Linked DNA regions of Mus musculus: region 2 is linked to region 1. A link is a loop called in an ENCODE intact Hi-C map of the cell type or tissue named here. Cell type or tissue: gastrocnemius. All regions are shown on one strand. Each heading gives the region's core, and the rest is flanking DNA. Links, peaks and the distances in the headings are about the cores only.

What was found. Peaks named below come from ENCODE experiments on the same cell type or tissue, not always from the same donor. Only the 100,000 strongest peaks of a DNase experiment are listed, where the experiment ranks them.
Region 2: a loop joins it to region 1, with 2.8 times the contacts of the local background. A loop is called at or near these places in 7 of 42 quality-filtered maps.

Annotation. Positions count from the first base shown.
Region 1 is chr2:170,112,609-170,120,597 of GRCm38, forward strand. It overlaps Zfp217 (zinc finger protein 217), which reads right to left. Exons shown (of 6, transcript NM_001033299.3): 2 at 6,411-7,989; 3 at 3,534-3,650; 4 at 1,453-2,964; 5 at 1-6. The coding sequence starts at 7,797. Among named protein-coding and RNA genes, the nearest start is that of Zfp217, 15 kb to the right of the region's middle. In gastrocnemius, for the core only: a CTCF peak has its summit at 4,234 (motif pointing right); a DNase peak (open chromatin) is centred at 4,247; H3K27ac peaks cover 867 bases.
Region 2 is chr2:170,262,178-170,270,166 of GRCm38, forward strand. No RefSeq gene overlaps it. Among named protein-coding and RNA genes, the nearest start is that of Gm34542, 53 kb to the right of the region's middle. In gastrocnemius, for the core only: a CTCF peak has its summit at 4,367 (motif pointing left); a DNase peak (open chromatin) is centred at 4,345; H3K4me3 peaks cover 1,105 bases; H3K27ac peaks cover 990 bases.

The DNA.
Region 1 (7,989 bases), core at 2,715-5,214:
TCTTTCCTAGTTGAAGAGAGGGAGAGGTGACTTCCAGGCCTTGATGACAACACTCCCCAGTGTAGCCCCTTAGACTAAGAAAGAACGCCGAGCACACCTCTAACCCCAGAGCTGAGGTGGAGGCAGGCAGTATCTATTGAGCTGAAGACAACCAATGCTACACAATGTCAGACCTTGTCTTTTTTTAAAGGAAACAAAAACCACATATGCCAGGCCTGGTGATATTTGCCCTTAAACCCAGCACCTAAGAGGCAGAGCAAGGGGAATATCTAGAAATTTGAGGCTATCCTGGTTTACATAGTGAATTCCTATCTTGAAAACAATAAATAAACTTGGCACTCACATACTTAAAGTGAACAGCAACAATGGCACTAGTCAGTAAGAGCCGAGCCCTGGGTCTGGAGAAGGGAGCTGTGCTATGTGCTCACTCAGACATCAATCACAGCAGGGAAGCCTACACACGCACAAAGCAACTCTGTAGAAGAGGAAAGGGGGTGAAAGACACTGAAAACAACCCATCCACTTAAACCGTGGGATACCGGACACCTAAGCCCACCGGCAGCAAACACTAAGTCTGGGCTGAGGAGGTAGCTGAGTTGGCAGAGTGCTTTGGCTCCAGTACCCACCCAGCACAGGTTTCTACTTCATGACAACTCTGAGCCATTTCACTGCAGTGGATGAAAACACTTGCTTTTGTTCCTAGCAGGATGTACCCAGAATGCACTAAACTGATAGCTCTCTGGGCTTTACAAGTGGTGCAGTTAGTGATCTTTAGAGCACTCAAACCCTCAATACAAATCTGCAAGAGAACACCCTGGTCTACCTCCTCCGAGCACAGGAAAGCACCAGAAACCATGAAACACGGGAAAAGAAATGTTTCCCGATGAGAACTCCACGTCAGCAACAAGGTGACCACTGCATACAAGACAACCTGTCAGGAACACACCAACAGCAACACCCAGTGCACCAGTACCGCTCACTCGGCTGATGCAGTCTCTTCAGTCAGGAAGGAGCTCCTACTCTCTCTGCTTCTACCAGGCCAAGGGCCCACCGATGTGTGGAAACGGGCGTGTGAGTGTGGAAAGGGGGTTGGGGGGGTGACAACCCTAAGCAAAGTTTCAGTGGCTCTCAGGCTTTCTTTTGTCCTAGAAAGATCTAGGTAGCCCAGGTTAGGCTTGAACTCCCTCCCACCAGTCCAACTGTCTCAGCTTCCCAGTGCTGGGATGAAAGGTGTGCTCCACCATGACCGGCCAGCACCTGGACTTCAACAGCAAGGAAAGGAACTACTTTTATCTTATTTTTATTTTTGTTTTATTCTACATTTCCTTAGACTTAATCCTGTAAAGTTAAGCTCTGATGGCCCATAATCCATTGCTTTGTACTAGCTATGGTAGATTGGTTGCCTGCACCTGAGAACTCAACCCCAACCTATAGTAGTGCCTACAGTAATACCTTCAAGGGCTGGGCTGCCTCCTGCGTGTCCCACGGGTCCACAGGTATACAGGGGTCCAGAGGCACTGTAGGGCTTCTGCACAGCCAACACACTGGGTGACTCCACCTCCCCAGGGCTCAGGAAACGGGCTTTGTGGGGCAGCACAGGCGGTGGGCGCACACACTCTGGTGGTAGCAAGGAGGTGATGCTCCTGACCACATGGTACTTGGGGAGCTCAAAGCCCCTTCTGCCATTGGTCCCTGCATGCTCTGTGTCCAGGGACACCGCACTGGACTTGAGTCTTTTGGGATGTGGCTCACTGTACTCTGCTGCGGCACTGCCAGAATTCCGATGGCAGTAGTAGTCTCTCCCTTGCTGTGCCCATGGGCCGTCAACCTTCACGGGATACTCAACAGAACCGTTGCTATTATTACTGCTGAGGGGGGACTGAGACGGGGAGGCTGGTAGGGACTTCAGTTTTGGCTCAGGTCTCTTCACCTTATCCATAGCAGCAGGGACGCCACCTTTGGGAAACAACTCTGACTGCTGCTGCCTGGTGGCACTGGTGCCCCCAGCATTGGGTTGTGACCTGTGTGACTTCAGGTTACTTGGGGCTAAAGTGCTGTTGTCTGGTCCTGAAGTCTGGGGTGCTTTGCTTGGCCCCGAGGCCCCCTGCCGAGCCTTCTCTGAGTGCAGGGACTTCGAGTGTGGTGAGAAGGCAGTCTTGGCCTTGGGCTTGTGCAGGCCAGACAAGGGAGGGACATCTTTTCCCAGCAAAGCCGGAGGGCACCCGGTACGCCTGTTCCTCAGCACAGACTTGCTGCTGCCGTTCTTGTGCGGGTCAGGGTTGTACCTGTGCTCAAGTCTCTGGTGCATCATAAGGACTTCCGGATAAAAGGTCTTGAAAGTACAAAAGGGGCAGGCAATGCTGGGGATCAGACACTTGCTCAAAGAGATTGCAGGACAGGCGTGGAGCGGCCCAAGGGATAGATTCAAAGGCCTGTCCTGGCAGTCAGCACCGGGCTTATGTCTGTAGTCAGCATCCTGATCCATCTTCTCCCTATGGCCAGCTTCCCGTGCTAAGGACCCAACCCCCTCTAGTCTGCAGACAGGGCTGCTGGCCTGAGGCTCCCCTGCTTTCTTTCTCTGCATGTCCAGATAAGTAGGGGCAGGGCTCTTCCTCGCTTTCTCAGCACTATCAGCTGCATGTTTATGGAAATCCTGAGTATCGTTGCTGTGTGCTGGTGAGAGAACACTCTGGAAGACAGAAGGCATCTCCTTAAGCTGCTTGGCAGGTGGGCTTCCCTTAACATCTTTGGCACCATCAAGAAATCTCTTTAAATTTTTGGTCTGCGCACTGTCAGCAGCCGTTAGTAGCGCATCCTGCGGCTCCTGGCTCCGGCCTTCACTTTTGGACTCAGCGGCAGCATCCACCGGCTGCTTGTCTTTGTGATGTCTCTCCAAGTGGTACCTCAGAGATGTCTTCTGGGCTGCGGCATACTCACAGAATTCACATTTGTATGGTTTTTCACCTAAAACGAGATATGCCACTGTATCATGATGTTTAGGAAAGGTGCCAATAGAACTCTGCAAGCTAAGCAAGCTATGACACCAAACATGGGCTGTTCCCTCTGCCAATCCTCACAGCTAGGGCACCAATGCCCCCAGTGCAATGCAATTGAAAATGTAAACCTGGTTCCCAGTAAGAGCACGCTTTAACTGACCCAACCTTCATGGCTGCCCAACGGCAGCATCTGCGCACTTTTTCAGCACAGTGGACTAACCATTGTACCCAGGTCATGGAAGCCTCGACCTTCTCACCCGCACCATCACTGCACCTACATCCAAACTACCAAATACACCCTTGCTTCACTCCAAAGTCATAAAAGGGTTTTCAAATGTGGCATTTCAAAACATTACGAGTTTGCCTTAAGATATGGTAACCATAAACCAGCCTCAAAACAGGAGCCAGTAGTATTCAAGCTGCAGTGATGTTGTAGACATACAACAGCTGCAAACACCACACACTAAAGCCATCTGAACTACACAGCAGCACACAATTGTTGTAGTCAACACATGTTTTAAAACCCCAGTCCTTTACCTGTATGCGTTCTGAGATGAATATTGAGGTAATAGTTTGAACGGAAAAACTTGCCACAGTAACTACACTCTCTCGAGGACGGGAGGGGCTTCGCTTTTCCTCCATCATCATTTTTATCTTAAAGCAGAAACAAAAATAATGGTGTCAGTCAGGCCAAGTGCGGGACTCAAGAATTCAGACTCCAGGTTCTCAACACAAAACATTTGGGGGAAACCATTAAAGAATTATTTTAGCTCTGCTTAGAAGTTTCAAAGCCTAAAATAACATACAAAATGCCACCGGGCAGCCTTTCATGTCTTAGACTGTGTGCTTTTGTTTTGGGAACAAGGTATATAGATAGCCCTGGCTGGCTTAGAACTCACACACACACACACACACACACACACACACACACACACAAACACCCCCTACCCTGCCTCCATAGTGTTGGGACTAAAGTTGTGTGCCACCAGGCTCTGCACTACCCTGTGTCTTAGGGTTGTGGTGCCCTAAAGAGGTTTGTACTTCCATCCTAAGAATGACCATTTAAGAGATGAAACCTGACAGGCACTTTCTGTTCTTGACACTTGGCAGCCGTTACAACTGGTTCATGCTTAAGGTAGATGTGTGCCCACTGGACAGAAAAACTGCCAGAACTCAGAACCAGTATTTGGAGGTGATATAAAACCTCCCAACAGCCAGCAGAAAACAGGCTGGGAATATAGAAACTACCACTAGAGGGCGGCAAGCACAAAATAACCTCAGAAACAGCCCAGACTTGGCTTTGGGCAAGCACCTAGGAAAGCTGATCAAAATTTAGCCAAGTTTGGGGAGATGGAAATCTGTGGTTTCCAAGCAATCTCCTATTCAAAAGAGGCCTGGCTTACCAGACTTCAAAGGCAAGGCTGAAGTGCCCCATGAGAAGGACCCACTGAGGACAGACTAACTAAACTGGCTGGGACTTTCCACTCTCACCAGCCCACCAACTTGTAAATAATGTGCATCCGTGAAGATAAGATGGCTCCACTAGTCTCTGTCAGTCCTATCTGGGAGGTATATCTCTTGAAGTCTAGATCAGGGCCATGGTGGAGCAGGGCAGTCAATCACAACTACACAAACGTCCCCACCTGGGGTCCAAAACTAAACTAAATTTTGCCTTACAAAACTTTATTTTCAGTTACAGGCCTCTTCCCTTCTCTGTCAAATGCTGCACTGTTACTAACTCCCAAAGGCAGGTGACCCACACAGCTGGGCAAAAACAGGCATAGTGGATGGACTGGACCACCTCCATTACAGCAGATCCTGTTAGGGAAGGGGATCCATAAACACACCACACCACTCCCTAAGATGGTCTAAGAGGCTTTGAAAAGTCATCACAGCCTCTCTTTCAACTTCTTAAAAGTAAGAGTAAAGCAGACTGGAGGGCAGCACAGTGGGGGAGGTCCACTGCACTCACAACTCTGCCCACAGCTCACCCTGCCTTGAGCTGTCACAGTGTGAGCTTCGCTACATCACATTCAAATGGCTAGGGATACCTCTGTAACACACAGGCCGTGGCCTTCCCAACATCTGGCACCTGCCTTATGGCCTGGGACTTGGACTATGCTGTTCTGTGCAGGGTTGTAACTAAGGCTGAGCTCAGCCTAGGAGGATGCCACAAAGTGGATGATTCGATTTTGCAAACAGGGAAATCTCAAGGAAAGGTCGGGCAATGTATAATGGGTCACCAGGAACCGCAGCCAGACTCCAGCACTCCCACCTATGGCAAGCCAGGCCAAAACGCCTACCCCAGGACCCCACCAAGTTGTCCACCAGGTACAATGACTAGTAAACGACTTTAGGGATCCACAGTGCTGATGCTGCAGAACTGCACAGGTGCTGAGGCCATCTTTGACATTCTCATGACATCATGGACACCATGTATCTTTACCTTTCTGGGGACTAAGGAGTGAGATATGCTAAGCTCCGAGTGTCATGAAAGCAACGTTCCTAAAATGCAGTAGTGACCAGAAAAAGAACTGGGTGCTGGTTCACATGCACAGTGGCTGACAGATTTTACTATTCAGACTCACTCTGGTCTCAGAGAGGACTTGCAACATACTACCTACCCAGTGGCCACACACATCTGGAAGTGTTAGAAGGAACCCATGGGCCATGCCCACACATCAGGAGTGTTAGTTACTTTAACTAACAAACAATGGTTCAAGTGGGGTGGGCAGCAAGATGGGAAACAGGTATATTTACTCCAAAGGCTCTAGGCTCACATCAGTCAGGAGACTGGACAAAAGCTTTTTTCTATTAACACCAAATTCATGGAGCGGGTTCAGAAGTGGGCCCCCACCTCTGGATTGCAGCAAAAGACCACGTCAGAAGCTCCCTCATCAACACTGGCCTCACAAACACCAAAGCGATCAGAGTACACTGGGCAAGTAGTCCCACTGCGTGAGTAGTGGACGCTGAGGAAGCCTCCCTGACCCTTTTGGGAGCACCAGAAACCCATGTAGGTGAAAGCATTAACAAGGCTGTGATAGGCAGTCCTGTATAACAACGGAAGTGAATGCCAGACAGCTGGTAAAGTCCTAGGTCTCGGTCCCATAATTCCTAGCACTCTGCACCAGGTCATGGCCTCCTCAGGGCACTGCCTGAAGCAGCCAGCAGCATCCCCATGGTGCACTACCATAAAAACTAAGTCCTCTGGGAGCAAAAGATACAGAGCCCTTTCATAATGGGATTTTGGACCAGCCTTTTACACTCACCTCCTTATTAAAGACATTTAAAAAGGCCTGTGATGCTTCTATGAGACTACACAGTGCTACCACAAAGCACGGAGATGATAGCCTGACTCCCAGAGCCCCCTGCAGCAAACGCTCGCTGCCCGGGAGGCAGCAGAGTACTCACCCAAATGGAGCCCGTCAGGGAGTCCATCCTCAGACCCGTCTTCAGAGCCCCCTTCTCGGTCCCCGGCCCCACTGTCTTCCAGAGTGGTGCTGAGGTCTGGGGAGCAGGTCCCAGGCTGCCTTGCATCCACAGCCATGGTGGGTGACAGGGCATCAGTCCTCCTGTCCTTCCTGTGCACCCTCGAGTGCAGGACGAGCTGGTGGTATGTCCTGAAGGCTTTGCTGCACTCAGAACAGTGCGTGGGCTTCTCCTTGCTACTGGACAACTTGGGGTCACTATCCCCAGAAGGCACTTCACTATTAGCATGTCTAGGCTTCTCTTTGTCTTGGGAGAGACCTGGACAACTGCTTTTACTTGTTTTGGACTTTCCAGACCCTTCCGCCTTACCCCCAACCCATATTTCCCCTAGTTCCTCTTTCTCTGAGCATGAGTCGTCATTGTCTGTGCTTCCTTCTTGGCCTGACTCTTTCACCTCTTCCTGGGCAACGGCCACTTTTCCTTTGGTAGCCAACTGCCATGCCTGGTAGGTGGTGAACGGGTCAAGCTGAGGTATGCAGGTCATGGGCTTCACTGTACTACCTGCAGTTGATCTGGGTCTCAAGTTCAAAAACTGCAGCAACTCTTCCCTCGGGGACGTGGGTTCCTCTCGGTGGTCATCAGGGGCAACGTTGCTGGCACTGGGGACAGTTTCTTTGGCGTGAACCTTGCTGTGCTCAATGAGGCTCTGCTTATTTGGGAAGAGGAAGCCGCAGACCATGCAGATCTTGTAGGGCGTGGAGATGCTCCCAGGGGCGTGCGGCTGGACCACTTCATTGATGGTGACTGGACTCTCCATGCCTTGCTGAAGCTTGCTCCTGGTGCCAGACTTGCCATTGTGTGTCCGCATGTGGTTCTTCAGGAACCACGGCTCCTTGAATCTCCTCCCGCACATGCTGCACCCATACGTGAAGGAGTCCTTATGCTTCTTCATGTGGCTCTCAACATCAAAAGCCACTGGGAATGTCTGCCCACACACATCACAGCTCAACTCCTCGGGGTCTTCGCCACTCTTCTCCAATGCTGGCTCTGTTGGCTCCAGAGCTTTATCAAGGGGACTTAGGTACTCGGCCTCCACACGCAGGACAGCTGGCTCGCAGAGGGTGGGCCGGTGCTGCAGCAGCACGTGCTGACTGAGATCCTCCGCCTGAGAGAAGACCTGGCTGCAGAACATGCAATCCAGGGGCATGTGGCCCTCTGCCACGGCCATGCTCTTCTCCTGAGCAGCTCGGAAGGGGACTGCCACCGGCCCTTTTATGGGCACAGCATCATCCACCTCCATCTGGGAGCCTAGAGAGCTGCTGAGGACTTCCGGCCCGTCCATGTACACGAGGAGGGACTGGGTCGGCATGCTGCCAACCACTTCAGGGTCTGACAGGATGGGTAATCCACTATCTGCTGAGGATCTCTGCAGTTAGAATAAGGCCGCCTGTGAGATATCACCACTCAGAACCTCTAAGAGCCCTGGGTGTCAAAATCAGAGCACCTCTAAGGTCAGAGGGACGAGTATATTCCGGAGCTTGGGAGAGCTCAGTGATGGAGA
Region 2 (7,989 bases), core at 2,894-5,393, 150 kb after region 1:
CAAACTTCTAGTACAGGAAGTCACAATGGCTAATGACTCCAAATAGAATGGTAGAAATACCCCATCTACAGTTTACTTAGATAGTTTTTCTGTTACTAATGTTTAGTTTTTCTGAACAATAATGCATGACATAGGTTGAAAGCTATGTATGTGATCTTGTTTTATATAGATATATTCATTCACCCATAAGTGTCTGTTTGATTAGCTTCTACACAGATGTGATTATAGCACATATATGCTTTGGTGACTCTTGGTTGTGGAATGATACACTCTGGCTGGCTTTCAAGCTGACATCTTGGGTTGACTTCATTCTTTATAAGGCTCTGTGCTAGTCCACAGGAAGAACACCCATAATTTATTCAACTAGTCTCCTATTGTGCAGCGTGCAGAGGGCTTCCAAATTTGAGCCATAAAACAAAACATTAAAAACAAACCAAAAGCAAAACCATGCAGATAGACAAAGGCAGTTCTCTTGTTGGTGAGGAGAGATGAGCAGGGTAGAAGGGGGGTGGGGGGTGGGGGGTGGGGGGGTGGCTCAGAAACCAGCAGGGGTCCTCTGCATCTGCTCTGTCCTGGAAGGCTCCAGATAGTTCCACGGAGGGGCCCAGGCAGCCTGGGTGGCCTGAGAAGGTTTGGTGGGCTTAAGAAGTAGCGGTTAGCCAACCAGTATGGAAATCTCCCCCACACTCTGGCCACCAGTATAGTCATTCTGGTTGGAGCTGTCAGGCACTGGCCCTGCTTCCAGGTGCCCTCTCCCCCCCCCCCCCCCCCCACCGCTATTCGTGGCTATAAACACTTACAGTTTTAAAGTGCCTCTTACCGGACTTTCTTGGAAATTTTTTTTTTCTGGAGACTAAAAGCAATAGATAATATTTGTGAGTTAAGTCTCCATGCTAGGGTCTTTGCACCTGATGCCAACAGTCCTCCTAGGGAGACCTTAAGGTCTGTTCTTCACACACATTTTACAGCTTGAGAAATAGACTCAGAGACTCAATAATGATCTAAGGTCACATAGCAGACCTGGGGTAGGGTGGAGGTGGGGGATTCAAAGCTGGTTCTATTAGCCCAGCAAGCCCCTTCTGGGTTTCTTTCAATTTTAGTGGACGTGTAGATGCTGTGGGAACCCACAGGCCACAGTGCACATGTTGGCACGAGTACACCTGGAAATAGCTGGAGACAGGAGCTCCAGTGCTCAGGAGGCAGAGGGAGGAGATCTTCTGTGAGTTCAAGGCCAGTCTGGTCTCTATTGAGAGTTTCAGGTTAACGTGAGATACATAGGAAGGACTTGTCTTAAGTGAATAAATACATAAAAAATTTAAAAAGTATTCATGACACAGGGCTGTGGAGCCTGCTTAGACTTCTCGTATGCAAATGGACCTGAGATGTGAACCTCTGCACCCATGTGAAAAAGCCAGGTGTGGACCTAAACCCTGGCACTGGAGGAGGAGGACAGAGACAGGATCACTGGGTCTTGCAGTCACAAGCCTAGTGGACAAACATGCTCCAGGTTCAGGAGAGGCCCTGCAGAAGGGACTCCGGCCCCTGAGGACAGATCAAGGAAAAAACACTTGACATCTTTCTCTGACCTCCATCTGCACAGAGGCACTCCCCCTCCCCCCACGCACACCAGACCTCCCCTGAAGAACACATAGGAGAAACATGTGTGACCAGCAGCTGGGCCGCTGAGCCCATCAGTAAAATGGGATTCATGATACTGTTGGTTATCAACGCAGCCAGGCTGGCTGCCAGTGAGCTCCAAGGATCCTGAGTGCTGGGATTACAAAAGAGCAGTGGCCTGGCTTTTTATGTAGGTCATAGTAGCGACCAGTAGCTGATGGCTACAGCCTCTATTCCTTTGGAAAACACTGAGGCACCTATATAATCCTTCCTTCCTTCCTTCCTTCCTTCCTTCCTTCCTTCCTTCCTTCCTTCCTCTCTTCCTTTCTATCTTTCTTTCTTCCTTTCCTTCTCTCTCTCTCTCTCTCTTTCTTTCTTTCTCTCTTTCTTTCTTCTTCCTTCCTTTCTTTCTCTCTTCCTATTTCTCTTTCTTTCTTTCTTTCTTTCTTTCTTTCTTTCTTTCTTTCTTTCTTCTCTCTCCCTCCCTCCCTCCCTCCCTCCCTTCCTTCCTTCCTTCCTTCCTTCCTTCCTTCCTTCCTTCCTTCCTTCCTTCCTCCCTTCTGCTGCTTAAAAATATATTTATTTAACTTTAGTTTGTTTTTTGATAGGCATGTCTGTTTTGTCTTCATGTATGTCTATGTGCCAGATATGTTCTTTATGTCCCAGAGACCAGAAGAGGATGTGGGAGCCCCTGGGACAGGAATTGCAGATGGTTGTGAGTTGCTATGTGGGCACTGGGAATGGAACCTCTTGTCTACCAGAAGAGCAGCTGGTGCTCTTGACTGCTGAACTAGCTACGTCATGTCTAGCCTTAGTGTTTTTCATTTTTATCAATGAGCTACACTACAACTCATTACATTCATTTATTCATGTGTGTGTATGTGTGTGTGTGTGTGTACGTACATGTGTGTGTGTGTGTGTGTGTGTGTGTGGTATGTAGGATGTGTGTGTGCACGATGTGGTGTGTGTGTGCATGCTGTGGGGTATGTGTGTGTGTGTATGTGTGTGTGTGTATGCTTGCTATGGTATGAGTGTGGAACTCTGAGAGCAACTTGGTGGGTTGTCTTCTTCTGCTGCTGGGAACTGAACTTAGTTCCCCAGCTCAGCAGTGAGTGCTTTTGCTTGCCAAGCCGTCTCACCGGCCTTAGCATTCTCATAAGAGCAATATTCACTGATTAGTTTCTGCACTAGTCAAGACCCTTGCTTGAAAAACTGCAGAAGGCCAGTTCAGATCAGCTTATATAAAACCCATAAGACAAATCTTCCTCCAGAGATGGGATTTACAGGCACACTTGTCTCAAAAGCCTAGGACTTGGGGCCTGATTCACCCTTGTGGGAACATCACATCATGGCTCATAAGTAACTGTACTTACATGTCAATCAAAAATGAAATAAAAACACCAACAAAGAGTCCTGTGTTTCCCTGACCCTGGGCCTTTTAATTTCTCTTGCTTCTCCCTTACCTTTGCCAGTCTGGGCAACCATTGATCTCAGAGAAACTGACATCTTTCCTAAGCATCTCTAGTAGAGTCCTGGGGAAGAGACTCTTGCTGGCCAAGCTGGGGGACATGCAGGAGTCATCTTGGTTCAAAGGTCAAAGGAGGGCCAGCCCCACAGGATCACCTAACTTTCTCCTAAGGCATTCACAGGATCACCCTAGGCATGGCTGTTCTGGGAGGCAGAACACTTTGGTGAGGTTGAGTGTGGCCCCGTGAAGGAGAGAAGGTAGAACAACCCCCCTCTCTCCTCATAACAGATTAAAAGGTCTCTGGATGTTTCCAAATGCCCCTTGCGGGAGGAAGTGACCCCTCCAGCGCCACAGATGGAGTAAGAATGTAGAAGCGCTCTACACTTGAGTTGTAGCTCAGTGCTAGGTTACTAACCTAGTGTGTGCGAGATCTGTCAGCATCACACAGGAAAAAACTCACTGGTCAGCTTTCTGTTACTATTACAAATACTGGAGACAATGGCTTTATAAAGCAGAAAGGTTTGCTTGGGCTCATTTAGTTTCAGAGATTCCAGTCTGTGGTTGGCTGGCTCTGTTGCCAGCCTTGGACACGCCCCCAGCAACTTGAAGACCTCTTAACCATGACCACCTCTTTAAAAGTCCCATCAGGGCTGGTGAGATGGTTCAGTGGGTAAGAGCACCCGACTGCTCTTCCGAAGGTCCGGAGTTCATATCTAGCTCTCAAATTTAGGAAGTAGTTTCCCATGGGAATGGAGACTGGTAAGCCAATGGCTCCTACACTGTTAATGTCCCGAGGGGTGTACACAGCCTTACTGCTAACCTCAGCCGTGACTGAAAGTCATTGAGGCCGTTTACAGTTCCTTCAAAATAATTCTAGAAGGGAATTCATAAAAATGGGTAACATCTGGAGAGATGGCTCAGCGGTTAAGAGCACTGACTGCTCTTCCAGAGGTCCTGAGTTCAATTTCCAGCAACCACATGGTGGCTCACAACCATCTGTAATGAGATCTGATGCCCTCTTCTGGTGTGTCTGAAGAGATCGGCAGTGTACTTACATACATTAAATAAATAAATAAATAAATAAATAAATAAATAAATAAATAAATATTTTAAAAAATGGGGCTAGAAAGATGGCTCAGTGGTTAAGAGCACTGGCTGCTCCTGGAGAGGACTCAACTTCTGATCCCAATACCCTACCCACACTGCCCCTCCTGACTACCCATGTAATTTTAGTTCCAGAGGATCTGACGCCCTCTTCTGGCCTCCCAAGGCACTGCACCACATGATGTACAGCCATTTAGGCAGACACTCATACACATAAAATAAAAATAAATAAATCTTGAGAGAGAAAAAAACCAACCCAGACATATTTATTTGTAAGCCTGTGAGTTGTCTATGGATACAGTCCCAGATCCGGAGGAACTGAGAAGCCCACTTCCCGAGGCGTATTGTAAACAGAAAGGAACGCCAAGACCGGTTTGGCCACACCTTGCGCTAGGTGCGTGATCTGTCTTCGGTTATTTGATCTCTTCCGTCCTGGTTGTCGCCAATCTTAAAGACGATTAATGATGCCAGACCAATTAATGATGTATGTGAGACTCCAAAATGCCAGGGAGTTGGGGTGTTATTTAAGCTCGTTCTTCAATTATTTGACTAAGAGGCACACTTGAGTGATTTCTTTTAGAATCAAAGCCTTACTTCTCTCCCCCTCCCCCTCCTCCTCGTCCTCCCCGCTTCCTTTTCATTTGTTGGCTAACACAGAGAGAGCAATGTTATGGTAAAAGGGATCCTTTTTCATTTTTTTAGATCGTTCTGAGAGGTAAGTTTTGCTCACCTGGTTTATTGCCAATCTCTTGCGTTCCCGGTGTTGAAAAAACAGAGGGGTAAGGTAGGGCTTATTTACAGTTCAGTGGTTCCTAGAACCAACACAACTGTTCCCTCGTGGAGACAGAAATTATGTCCCAATGAAACGCACCGAATATAGTCTCAATTCTGTGACTCCGTTCCCTCTTGCTAACACTCCAACCAGTTAAATCGGGGAGATTTAAGCTCCTGGTCTTTGTCTGAACACATCGGAAAAGCCAGAAAACGTTGGAACAAATTGTGGAGCCCAGTTGTAAGCGAAGGGCGGAAAAGCAGTCCAGAAACAAATGACCTAATCCGGTGTCAGAGGCAGCGGCTTAATGACTCCTGTCTGAAGAGAGACTTCCAGGACGGGTTCCTTCCTAAGTGAGCAGGAGAAAATTGGCCTTTTTGATGTAAGGCAGTTGAGGGAAAATTTCTGCTTTTGCCTCTAGGAGTAAATGTGCTTTGATTCTGATTAGATTTGTAATTTATTAAGCTTCTCCTTGCTGTTTGCACTTAGAGATACCAAGTTTGTTCTTTCTACTTGTAGAGACAGGCTTTTTTTGGGGGGGGGGCAGGGAGGTGACATTAGTTATTGTCATTGCCCCTTAGGAGGTTTTTAGTTTTAGTTGTTTTACTTCTGAACCTTGTTGCAGGGGCTGGGAGTCAGCTGTTAGAATGCTCACCTAGCAGGCGGAGGCCCTGAGCTCAGTCAACAGAACCTTGTAGGAGTAGTGGGCTCCACTGTCCTGCCAGCGTTTGGGAGGCAGAAGCAGGAGGATCAGAAGTTCAAGTCCACCCCCAGCTTTCTAGTAAGTCCAAGGCCAGCCAGGGCTACAGGAGACCCTGTCTCAAAACAAAACAACAACACACAAAAAAAAAAATTGCGACAGGGAACACATACACTGTAGAAGTTGTAAAAACGTCTCCCAGGATGCTATCTTCTCACCAGAAGCTTTTGTGTGCATTCTGGAAAATTCCAGTGTTTATGAAGTTGGAGGCTCCACGCTGATATTTATCAGGATTTAAATTTGAATCATGCATAGCACAGGAAAAAAAAGAATGGGGGCAGGGTCTTGATTTTTATTATGTGTTTGGAGAGGCGCTTCAGTGTTTACAGTCTGGGAACAGGATCCCAGCGGAATCCTTTCTGTTGTCAGGGAGGGGCCAACATTCCCGTGTCCACCCACTCACCCAGAGGCAGCCTGGTTTTGGAGTGGAAATAACACTCTTATACCTAATAGGACCCGGGAGATCTGCCCCGACTGCCTGCCGGTTTCTACAGTTGGAAATTACAAAAGCCAGCAGCCGATATCAACCTTCTGCCTGCTGACTTGCCAGAGAATCTCCCATCTCTTTCTCTTGGGCTACAAGGACTTCCTTCCTTCTGGACAAAATACTGGCATAGCCTAGGAGGTTGCAAGTTGGTTGCTGAGTCCATTGGGGTTTTGTTTACTGGTTTTGTTCTGAGTAGAGAACAGATCTTACATTTGGAGACTTTTGGAGACACGTGTGTCAAGAGGGGAGATAGATTAGAGTGTGTGCACTGGGGTGGAGCCGGTGGGTAGAATCACAGCGCTTCTCCCAGTGTGTTTTCAGATCACATATATTGACCACACATAGTGAGCAGGATTGGTTATTGCAAGCTTTGACCTTTATAAGCACGGGCCTGGGAATAATAACTCAAATGGTTCTTCAAGGTTCCCCGAGAACTCTGACCACACCCCATTTTTAAAGCTTAACATACAAGTGACTGGAACAGATTTCTCCCGATTCCCATAGATAATGTCTCCCAAAATACTTCATCTAAGTGAGTCACCGCTCACAGACTGACCAGGAAGCCAATGGCTACTCTTTTATTTTTGAGTCACTAGGGAAAAGCTGGAAACAAGGAAATTCAGCAGGGGCTGGGGAGACGGCTCAGTTGGCAAACTGCTTGATGCACAGATATAAAGCCCTGAGTTTGATTCCTGAGAATGCATGTACAATGCCAGGCATGGTGACCTACGTCTATAATCCCAGAGCTGAGGTACCAGAGGCAAGGAGGATCCCAAGGGCTTGCTGTACCAGCTATCCAGCCTGCTTAGGAGCTTTGGGCTGGGCAGTGGTGGCACACGCCTTTAATCCCAGCACTTGGGAGGCAGAGGCAGGTGGATCTCCGAGAGATGGAGGCCAGCCTGGGCTATGCAGTGATTTCCAGGACAGTCGGGACTACACGGAAAGACTTTGTCTAAAAACAAAAAGAACCAACCAACTAACCAACCAACCAATAAACAATCAGTCCTTTTCCCCAAACCATAACAAGGTGTGTGACTCAGTCATTAAAAGCCTTTAGCTGCTCTTGTAGGGGACCCGAGTTTGGTTCCCAGCACAAATGTGAGGAAACCACATGTTACTCCACCTCCCGGAGGTCTGGCTGTCATGAGTGCCTACATATGTGTGGACACAACCACTCATAAGCACAGACTGGTAATTAAGAAAATAATAAAAAGAAAAAAATTTAAAAGTGATTTGAGACAGGGTTCCTCTGTGTATGTAGCTGTGGCTGTCCTAGAACTCACTTTGCAGACCAGGCTGGCCTTGAACTCATGTACAGATCCACCTGCTTCTTAACTGCTGGGTCTAAAAGGAGTTCACCACCGCACTCAGCTATACATCTTAAAACAAAACAAACAAAAATCCAAGGTGGATAGTTTTTGATGTCCTCTGACTTCTGAACACTTATGTACACACACATGTGCGTGGGCACACATATGTGTATGAACCCACAGGACCATTGTTCATACTCATACACACAATATCTAAGCAAAAAACAACAAGAAAGCAAATGTTCTTTGACCTTCTTTTGTGCGGAGTAGAAAAGGAAAACAGACTGGGGACTGGAGCTAAGTGCTTCGGCTCCCATAAAACCACAAATCTGGGAATTAAGAAAACAGAGGAATATTTTCTCAGTGGTAGGAACAGTCTTGATTCTTAGCAGTCGGTTTGCCTGCTCTGTATCAAGGCTCGGTGTGTGGGGTGTGGTGTCAGCACATGTGATCTTTGCCATGACCAGGGTT